2 separate regions of the Homo sapiens genome follow, and region 2 is linked to region 1. Evidence: chromatin loops called from intact Hi-C (ENCODE). Cell type or tissue: Caco-2. All regions are shown on one strand.

Evidence for each region. Hi-C counts contacts between places; a loop is a spot of excess contacts. Peaks named below come from ENCODE experiments on the same cell type or tissue, not always from the same donor. Only the 100,000 strongest peaks of a DNase experiment are listed, where the experiment ranks them.
Region 2: a loop joins it to region 1, with 4 times the contacts of the local background. A loop is called at or near these places in 1 of 110 quality-filtered maps.

What each region holds. Positions count from the first base shown.
Region 1 is chr3:188,926,688-188,931,687 of GRCh38, forward strand. No RefSeq gene overlaps it. Among named protein-coding and RNA genes, the nearest start is that of TPRG1-AS1, 18 kb to the right of the region's middle. In Caco-2, no CTCF peak of the experiment used is centred here; a DNase peak (open chromatin) is centred at 2,624.
Region 2 is chr3:188,669,471-188,674,470 of GRCh38, forward strand. All of the region lies in intron 7 of LPP (LIM domain containing preferred translocation partner in lipoma), which reads left to right. Among named protein-coding and RNA genes, the nearest start is that of MIR28, 17 kb to the right of the region's middle. In Caco-2, no CTCF peak of the experiment used is centred here; no DNase peak of the experiment used is centred here.

The DNA of each region.
Region 1 (5,000 bases):
TTCAACTACCTTACATTCTCAAGGGGTTTCAACAAATCCTCCTGTTAAGAAAGTAGTATTGCCCTCACTGGAAGGTGTGTGTGTGTGTGTGTGTGTGTGTCTACGTGCACGTGTACGCCCAAGGAAGATCCTCAGTTCGATCTGAATTTGCCACATCTCCAAGCTTTTTTGGAATTCCCGGCTTGTGGGCTGGGTATTGACAGAGAGGCAGCACAGTCAGGGTAGGCAAGGGTAGAGCAAAACCATTTAAAACACGCTGGGAAGCTCAGAGGCTTGGCAAGGCTGGGAGGTGTTTAGAGTAAAAACATACAGCAATTATGAACCATATCTACTGTTTCAGGTATGGATGTTATCTCTGGGTCTCACTCGCCAGGCTATGGCAAAAGGCCCCACAAAGCTTTCATCTCCCAAGCATGTAGAAAATCCCTGCCTGTGTTGTTCTTGGGAGGGAAGGTTTGGCTAGGAGCAATTTTTCCTGAAAAATCAAAACAACTCCTCCTCAGAGTGGGCCCAGCTTCCAGGTGTAGCCTGGGAGCTGGGCATGCTTCCCTGAGCCTGGGTGTGAGTGTGAAGGCTTCTGGAGTCAAGAGGGGCATCTGAAGGTCAAACTCCAGGGAATCCAAACCTCTGAGCCTGATTTACAGCTTGGGCCTTAGGTCTCCTCCCACTCAGCCCACAAGAACCCCCCAATTTCCTTCTCTGCGAGCCAGCACTCCTCAGAGCTGCGAAATGAGATCTAAGGCAGTGGATTTTTCTGGCCTTATGTATGGATTTTCCCTGAGAGGATGGCAGAAGTGGTTCTTGAAAATGTGGGCAAGAGAGTATCATGGTGACTCAAAAAACAACAAGCCTGGAACAGAGCTTGGAGATCATCTAGCTAACACTCTTATTCATCTTTTCTTCTTTCTTTCCCTTCTTTTCTAATATTTTCTCCCCTCCTCCCCCTTCCCCACTTCCTTTGCCTTTCATTCCTTTTCTTGTTGTGGCTTTCAAATAAAATCTTATCTAGAAACCCAACATATGAAACTTAAAAATAAAACTGCTCCAGGTAATTTTGGTGGGCAACGGGTTCTGGTCTCCCTTTCTGAACTTGCCTCTTATAGGACCCCCGTAGAGTCCTGTGAATCCCCTCTTCGTATCCTGGACTTCACAGATAGCAGTTTGGATACCTCTAGGGGGGTCCAATATCCTTATTTTGTGCATGGGGTAACTAAGGCCCAGGGAGGAGATGGGATTTATTAGAAGTCAAACAGGGAAATAAGGGAGGAGTTGGGGTTCTCCAGGGACTTTCTTGGCCTTCTAGGCTTCCTTCTGGTAACCTGTATTAGATCCCATGTCAACCCTATGTAGGCACAGTCTTGCCCTAGGTTCTGTAGCCAGTAAATGCTGTTTTTATTAAGGAAAACATCAGTGGGGATTTAGGAAGCCCTGGGTCAGTAGCTCCAGGAAATGAGCACCAAGCCAGCCTGGCCACTTGCCCCCTTGGCCCTGGTGCTGTGGCTCCTCTCCCTGTACTTGGAACCTGGGCCCAATTCCATTCCTCCTTTTCCTGAGCCTTGCCTTTATAAAATCTCTTGGAAGGGGCCCTACTACTTGTTAATGTATACTTAACTTTCTTCTCCTATTCCCCATCCAACCAGGGCCTGGCCTGCCCTGAGCCTGGCCCAGGTATGAGAATGTGTACCTGCTCCTAGGCCCCCTGACCCCAAATTACTGCTTGAATCTCTACTCACCTGCCTCCAACCATGCTGACCATGTTCAGCTGGCCCTACCTTTCCTCACACAGACCCTCTCCTGGCTGCCTTCTCCCTTTGCCTGGACTTATGTTCTCCTGACAAGGTGCCTGTGTCCACAGACTTGGGCTTCCTGTAGCCTTTTGGGGAGGCTACGTGGCGGTGGAAAGGATTGACTGACTTAAAAATGTTCTGGGTGGCCAGACACGGCGGCTCACGCCTGTAATCCCAGCACTTTGGGAGGCCGAGGTGGCAGATCACGAGGTCAGGAGATCGAGACCATCCTGGCTAACATGGTGAAACCCTGTCTTTATTAAAAATACAAAAATTAGCTGGGCGTGGTGGCAGGTGCCTGTAGTCCCAGTTACTTGGGAGGCTGAGGCAGGAGAATGGCGTGAACCCGGGAGGTGGAGCTTGCAGTGAGCCGAGATCGCGCCACTGCACTCCAGCCTGGGTGACAAAATGAGACCCCGTCTCAAAAAAAAGAAAAAAAAAATGCTCTGGGCCAGGCCAGGTGTGGTGGCTCACACCTGTGATCTCAGCACTTAGGGAGGCCGAGGCAGGTGGATTGCTTGAGCATAGGAGTTTGAGACCAGCCTGGGCAACATAGGAGACTCTGTGTCTACAGAAAGACAAAAAAAGATGTTTTAAATTAGCTGGGCATGGTTGCGCATGCCTGTGGTCTCAGCTACTAAGGAGGCTGAGGTGGGAGGCTGCAGTGAGCTATGATTGCACCACTGCACTCCAGCCTGGGGGAGAGTGAGACCCCTGTCTCAAAAAATAAAAATAGAAAGTTTTAGGCCTCCCCACCCCCACGGCCATCTGGCTAGTGTAGCCACTCTAAATCACACTCTCACAACCTACTCCTTTCACCTGCCCGCTCCTGGATTTCCTGTCAGAATTTTACAGGATTCTGCTCAGCAATGCCCTCTTCTGCCTGACCAGGAGAGCTCTGAGCAAAACACTCATGGACTTATTTGCAGAGACTGTAGCCATTCAACCAAGCCCAATCATGTCACAGGGATTTCCAATCTTTTCCCTCTCCCTAGATACTACAAGACCCACAAATTCACAAATTCTGTCTGAACCAACTCCAGTCCAAGTTTGTGCCCAGAGCCTTCCAAGGAATGTCTAATTCTGAGGCCTGAAATTCCATGGCTGTTCCTTTTTCTGCCCCAACCCTGCAGCCTTCACCCTGTGGAGAGGGAAGATCCAGCCTGTTTCCAGTCCCAGAAAGCCCTTCCATGGTCTGCACATATAGGCCCAACAAATGCTAGAATTAGATCCCCCAGCCCACTGCCAGAGGCCAGGGAAGCTGACCTGCTTCCTCCCTGGAAGAGGGTAGAACAAAAGGAGCCTGCACGTGGCTTCTGTCTGTCCTCGTCCTCCACGACCCCGTGCTACCCCCACACTCACAGCCCTCTTGGAGCTCCCCGCACCCCCGCCATCCACAGTGCCTCCCCCAGAAGATGGGCCCAGGCCTGGGTGCTTTCCTGCAGCCCTGGACCAGAATCAGCCTGATCTATGGGCTAGGGTTTTTGCAGCCAAAAAGCCTAAATCTCTAGACCCCAGTCCAGGAAGCCCCAGACCACAGTCAGGGGCCGTGGGAGGCTGAGCTATGAGGACAACCAAAACCCACAGTGGGATCTTGAGGGCTCCGGGGCTTCCCTGAAACATAGCTGTGAGTGGTGGCGCGTCTTGGGATGAGTAGGGGCAGAGCTGCTGGTGAGGCGGGGGACCTATCTACCCCCACACCTGGAAAAGGAGGAGTGTGCTCCATATGGGATTCTAGTCTTGGCTCCAGATCTAGATATTCAGCAACGTTTCTGGCTTAAGGGTACCCTAGAGCCCATATCCCCTAGTGTTGAACTGGAACTTATATCATCAATGGCTCAGGCAGATAAAACAAAATCTGACACAAAGATCGCAGGGGCCCGGAGAGCCTTAGAGTTTGTAACACCTGCTTTACCTCCAGGAAGACAGCCCTTTCTCCGGAGTCTCACCCTGATCAGAGCCTATTACAGGCGTTCCCAAATGCCCACTGGGATCCACGCTGCCCTCAGATGAGGCTGTGGCTGGCTGGGAAGCTGCTCGTGCTGTGCAGACAGAGCCTGAGTGAGACTGACGTTGGAGTGCCGCCCAAGAGAGGGTCCTTTGCCATGGGAAGATCCTGGAGATTTGTCCTGGCTGTAACAGTTCCCTGTAAGAGCCCTTGCAGTGCAGAAGCCAGGAAGAGAACTGAGAAGGTCAAGCCCGTCAATTTCACCCTCCAGGCTGGCAGTGCTATTGTTACTAGGTTAGAGGTGTTTCTCCTGGAAGCCCCTAGAACCTTCCTGGAGAGTAAGTACTTGGCAGGTGGGGAAGACATCCACCCACCTCTATCCCAGCCTAGCTTGGAACTCTGCTTCTGACACCCACAGACTGATTTTCTGATCCCACACCCAGTGACCATAAGGCCCAGGAGCTCAGACAGAGGAGATCTGGGCCTTGACATTGTATAGGCTTGAGCCCACTTCATCTCTCTCAACCTCAAGCCTCATCTTGAAAATGGGGCGATAACAGCACATGCCTCACAGGGTTGTTGGTCTTTAGCTAAATGCCAGGAAACTTTCTCAGAAACAGTAGACTTCAGTGCCGATTTTCTGACTCTAATTCTGAAGGTTAATCCTGGGGAGAGAGTACAGGCTTCACAGAGTCAGCACAACTGTCCTCTGGGTTTTGCAGGAAAGGCCTGGAGAGTCCCCCTGGGTTACTTTTAAAGATTACGTCTATATGATGCATTCTATTCTAGAGAAATGTGCTGGGTTTTAACAACTGGGACATGAGGCTGGAGGCCAGAATTTTTCCCCTAGGTCTGCCCCAAAGCTGCTGAGTTAGCTGCTTTGTGATTCAAAGTTCCAGTCCAGAGAAAAATACCAATTACTTCTCCTCTTTACAACTCACCGTATGATAACAAAAATCTTTCAAAATGTATGAAAACTTACAGTTTCTAAGTCCTTTTCACACCCAGGATCTCCTCCGATCCTCACAACAATCCTACAAGGTTGGCAAGCCAGGATTTTGTCCTCTTTTCATCGGGGAGCAGCCTGTAGCTCGCTCAGGAACCTACAACCCCTTGGCGACAGAGAGGCAGGCCCAGAGTACACATTTCCTACTTGCATCCACTGTTCTTTGTCTTTCTTCTTTCATTTCAAACTGAGACATTGATTTCGAACTTTTGCTACAGTCCTGTCTTTTGCAGTGTGGTTCATCACCTGCATTCAGCAT
Region 2 (5,000 bases), 260 kb before region 1:
GAGGCTGAAGCAGGAGAATGGTGTGAACCTGGGAGGCGGAGCTTGCAGTGAGCCGAGATCGCACCACTGCACTCCAGCCTGGGTGACAGAGCAAGACTCCATCTCAAAAAAATAAAAAATAAAAGTCAGGAAACAACAGGTGATGCAGGTGATGGAGATGATGTGGAGAAATAGAAACAATTTTATACTGTTGGTGGGAGTTCAACCATTGTGGAAGACAGTGTGGCAATTCCTCAAGGATCTAGAACTAGAAATACCATTTGGCCCAGCCATCCCATTACTGGGTATACCCAAAGGATTATAAATCATGCTACTATAAAGACACATGCAGACGTATGTTTACTGCAGCACTCTTCACAATAGCAAAGACTTGGAACCAACCCAAATGTCCATCAATGATAGACTGGATTAAGAAAATGTGGCAAATATACACCGTGGAATACTAAGCAGCCATAAAAAAGGATGAGTTCATGTCCTTTGTAGCGACATGGATGAAGCTGGAAACCATCATTCTGAGCAAACTATCACTAGGACAGAAAACCAAACACCACATGTTCTCACTCATAGGTGGGAATTGAACAATGAGAACACTTGGACACAGGGTGAGGAACTTCACACACCAGGGCCTGTTGGGGGTTGGGGAGAGGAGGGAGGGATAGCATTAGGAGAAATACCTAATGTAGCTGACGAGTTAATGGGTGCAGCACACCAGCATGGCACATGTATACATATGTAACAAACCTGCATGTTGTGCATATGTATCCTAGAACGTAAAGTATAATAATAAAAAAATAAATTAATTAGTTAATTAAAATTTAAAAAGTCACACTATTAAAGTTAGAAGACATGCCCTGAATCTTCCAGTCAAAATTCCTTGTTTACAGATGGGAGAAAGAGTGAGGAAGGGTTTTGCCAATGGTCACATAGATGTCAAATATCATTTACTGAGAAAATCAGCATAAGAACCCAGGTCTCTCTCTTTTTTTTTTTTTGTTTTTTTATCACTCAAGCCAATAGTTTTTCCACCCTTTTAGTTCTGTTATTTGTCTTCTCCACTGTTATTCAAGGCTATCTCAGGCCAGAAGCAGAGGTTTGAACTCTTTTCAGATGAGAGCATTTTTGAGACTGGGACCTCATGTTGAACTAAACTCACCTCCACGTTGGCACGCACGTTACTTCCTCTTCCACTGTATAATTTTGCCGTTGGATTAAACTCATGTGGTTGGTGCTAAGGCTTTGACCACAGGCACATTTGAAGATTATACTTATTTCTGGATACAACCTCCTTTGCCTCCAAACTGAAAGGTTGGAAGGATGACGGGAACAAACTCAAGTCAAGGGATTCCAAATGGTCACATCTTATGACCACAGGCTTTATATTTGGAGCGCTACCATGATTAATGTGTCCTCGTTGCCATCCTAAGACTTCCATCATTTTCTTCCATTGTCTTTCTGACTTCAGCTCCGTTGCTACTTCTGGGCAGTTATAGGTTTCTAACCCAATAGGGCAATTTCAGTTTCCCCCGCGTTTTCTACATAAGTTGTCCTTTCTCCACATATTTGTTTATGCAGTTTAAGTCTTGCCAGATTGTTCTCTCTACGTTCTAAAATCTTTCCAATTTTGAAAGTCTTAGATCAAGTACTACGCAGCTGAAAATGGCTCTGCCTCTTTTATGGCATTTAATATCTACCTTGGATTATAGTTATTATAACGACCATAGATACTAAAACTTTGAAAAGAATAACAATTTGAATTCCTTTGTCCTATCCCCATAGGACCTAGCATTGCCTCTTTCAATTAATAAATGTGTAAGGAATAAATTATTTTGGCATATTATCCCTTGTCTTTTAAAAGTTTCACAGGAGTCCCTTTGCAATCAAGTTAAAGGCTATAAAAATTTAACATCTAGTTGTGTTGGCAGAGTTGTCAGCATTTACTTCAGTTTATCAAACTTCAATATTTATTTAAATTGAAACCAATCAGCCATTTTTTTCTATGCAAATCACAAATCTCATTTATTAATGCCTTCCCCTCCCCCTTTCCCTTACTACATCAATAGGAAGATTACATCTTGACATGATAAAAGGAGACAAGCTTTCGTTAATGTTAAGAATCTGCTCCATGGCCCCCTTTGCCCAGAAAGTCATGAATTCTGATAATCAAGGGGCAGTTGCCTATGTTATTTTTTTTTAAGTTTCTAGTTAATTATTTGCTCTTCCTTATTTGCATTTTGAGATGTAACAGTAGAGCAGTTTACCCATTCTCTCCTGAAAACTATGAGTCTGTTTCAGACAAATTACTATACTAGGCACCCACCCTCAGTGGAGGTGCAGGAGACTCTAGGCCCGGAATGGGTGAAATACCAGAAGTTGCATTTGAATATAATATTGACTAATTAGTCAGCCAGAAATGAGAGCTCTAAACATGCTCTTTTTGTGTCATTTACTGCATTTGTGGAGCATCTAATTATAAAGAAAATAAGTATTCTTCATTGGTTGCTAGTAAAGCTGCCACTGAAGGGCAAAAAGACATATAGCAATCATTGTTTAAATAGAAGCGCTTGAAAATTTTCCATTAATTTTCGTGTTTGCATTTTGAATGCTTTCTTGCTCACACTTGAGGTATCAAACTGAACAAGTCTGAACTGACTGCGTAAGAATTTAAGCAAGAACTGGGAGGGGTAGAAATGAGGAAGCTATTTGCATTCCTGGAAGACAAAACTCACGTTTATAATCTTTCTTGATACTAAGGCAGTTTGTTTCCCAAATGCTATTTATGGTGAGCTTTTTGTCTTCAAATGTTTGTTATAAGACTCTTTTTTTTTTTTAATCATCCAGTGCAGAAGTTCATGAAAGAAAGTGAAAGTGCACCCATACCCCCATTCATTTTCCAGAGCTTACCCTGTTTGGTACATTATCTTGTTGGCTCATGTTTTGCTTGGTTTTGTTTATGCAACTTTTTCTTATTAATTTGTTGTTGTCGTTGGATGGAGTTAGGGAGGGTTAAAGGACTGGAGTAAAAATGCTATTTATCTTTACCCCTTCTTCACTTACAGTGTGTGTACGTTGATGGAGGGGGTGGTGGGGATAGAGGGTGATTTTACCTGCTCCATTTTTGTTTCTATTTGCTGCTACCAGCTTGCTTCTTAACCCTGGGCAGAGGCTGCCCTGCAGGCAGGAGCAGAATAAGCTGTCTGTGCCCTTCCTCTTCCTATACCTTTGAAGATTGGTGCCTTTCACTGTTTTCCAATCGCTTGTTCTTTCCATAAGCTCGTTCCCTTCTCTCCACTGCTTTGACAACACCTTTTAGAGTTGCTCCTGGAGCTGCTGCCAAGACAATAGTATGTTTTCTCTTTTAAAGGTCTAAACCCTGGGAGGAGAGGAACTGGAGGAATTGAGTCAATATAATATACGAATCACTTTATATTTTACTATCTATAATTTAGTTTTTGACTTCCATTTCTAAGGAAAAAATTGTTTTCTTTTATTGTTTTTTTTTTTTCTGTTTCCATTCAGCACTCGTGTACTGAGAATCCCCAAGCTATATTAAGTCCCATTTGGGCCATTAATGTGTGTGCAACATGGTCTGTCTGTTCCAGTAGAGAAAAAGGCATATAAATAACTTTCTTATCACTGGTTATATGCTTTGAAGGAGTACAAATTAAACAACCTGTGGAAGTTCAAGTAAAAGAAAGCTTATTTCCAGTCACGAGAAGTTAAATGTGAGCTGGGCAGATTCATAATAGAGAAGTACCGTTTTTTTGTTTGTTTGTTTGTTTTTAACTCTGAGGGCCCTGTGAGCTTGGTCAATTTACATCATCTCATGAATGACATAGGGCCCTATATGTGGAAACAAATAACAACAACAACAAACCACTGTAGAGTCATATCAAAGAAAAATGAAGGTGGTATTCATCCACATCAATATTAAGATAAATTATTAAATATTTATAAAACTCTTTGACAGTGTACAGCCTCTATAATTAATCAATGTAGCACTTTCTCAATACTTCCCCATTTTAATTAGTACCAACATCAATCATAATTAGGCTCATGCTTTGGTCTCTCTGAGACTTTTAAAACATTATGGGTAGGGGGCATTTTTCAGGATTCAGGTATCAGCTAAGAGTTCATTTAGCCAGTAGATCGTGACCATTCTTCCTCTCCCTGAAGCTATGATTCTGGATACTGTGGCTCTTCCTGCTCCTCCAGACATAGAGAAAATGGACAAGTTTCTCCTTCCCCATTTTGAGTGCATGATGTGAAAACTTAGCTTGTCCAGCCAAACTGGAGGAAGGAGAGGCGGGACTTATTGGAGTAACTGAAAAGAGAAAAATTGGAATATGAGCAGTACCAATACTCAGTCTCTTAAGGAAGGGTAGAGTCCCTTTCTTTCTGTCTCTGTAATTTTTTTCTTTTTTGTTTTTTTTTTTTTCAAAGAAGATTGCATAAGATTCTGTCTCTCTAGGAGATGACTGATGAAATATACCCCCTGGGTCATTTGCATCTTACTCCTTTGTAGTGTAGGGAAGAACATTCCAAACCCATTATAAGCACTTACTGTTGTTGGGCATGTCATAACAAACACAATACCTTTCTGGAATATACTGCTGAGCCCTTGGCTTTTTGCTGAATTTGCCTAAAAGCCCTTCTGCCTATTGAGTGGCCACATTCTGAACTAGTTATACTTGGTTAAGTTTTCACACAGTACACTCTGGGATACTAGGGTTGCAACAATTTAAAAAAGAACATAGATGGAAGCTTTATATCTCAAAAGCTCCTACCTTTGACTTCCCTGACAATTTTTCCTTCTCCTGCTCTTCAACTCTATGTTTCCCAACTTTGTTTTTGTAAACACGAAAAGTAAATTTTTTACCATTTTGTGCCTAATTCCTCTTCTTTCTCTCTTCTCTTTTTACTCATCACAGGAATGTCTTAGCTTTCCTTCCTTCTCCAATCTGCCTTGGGTATAGAGTCACGCCTTTAAATCTTTTAGCATA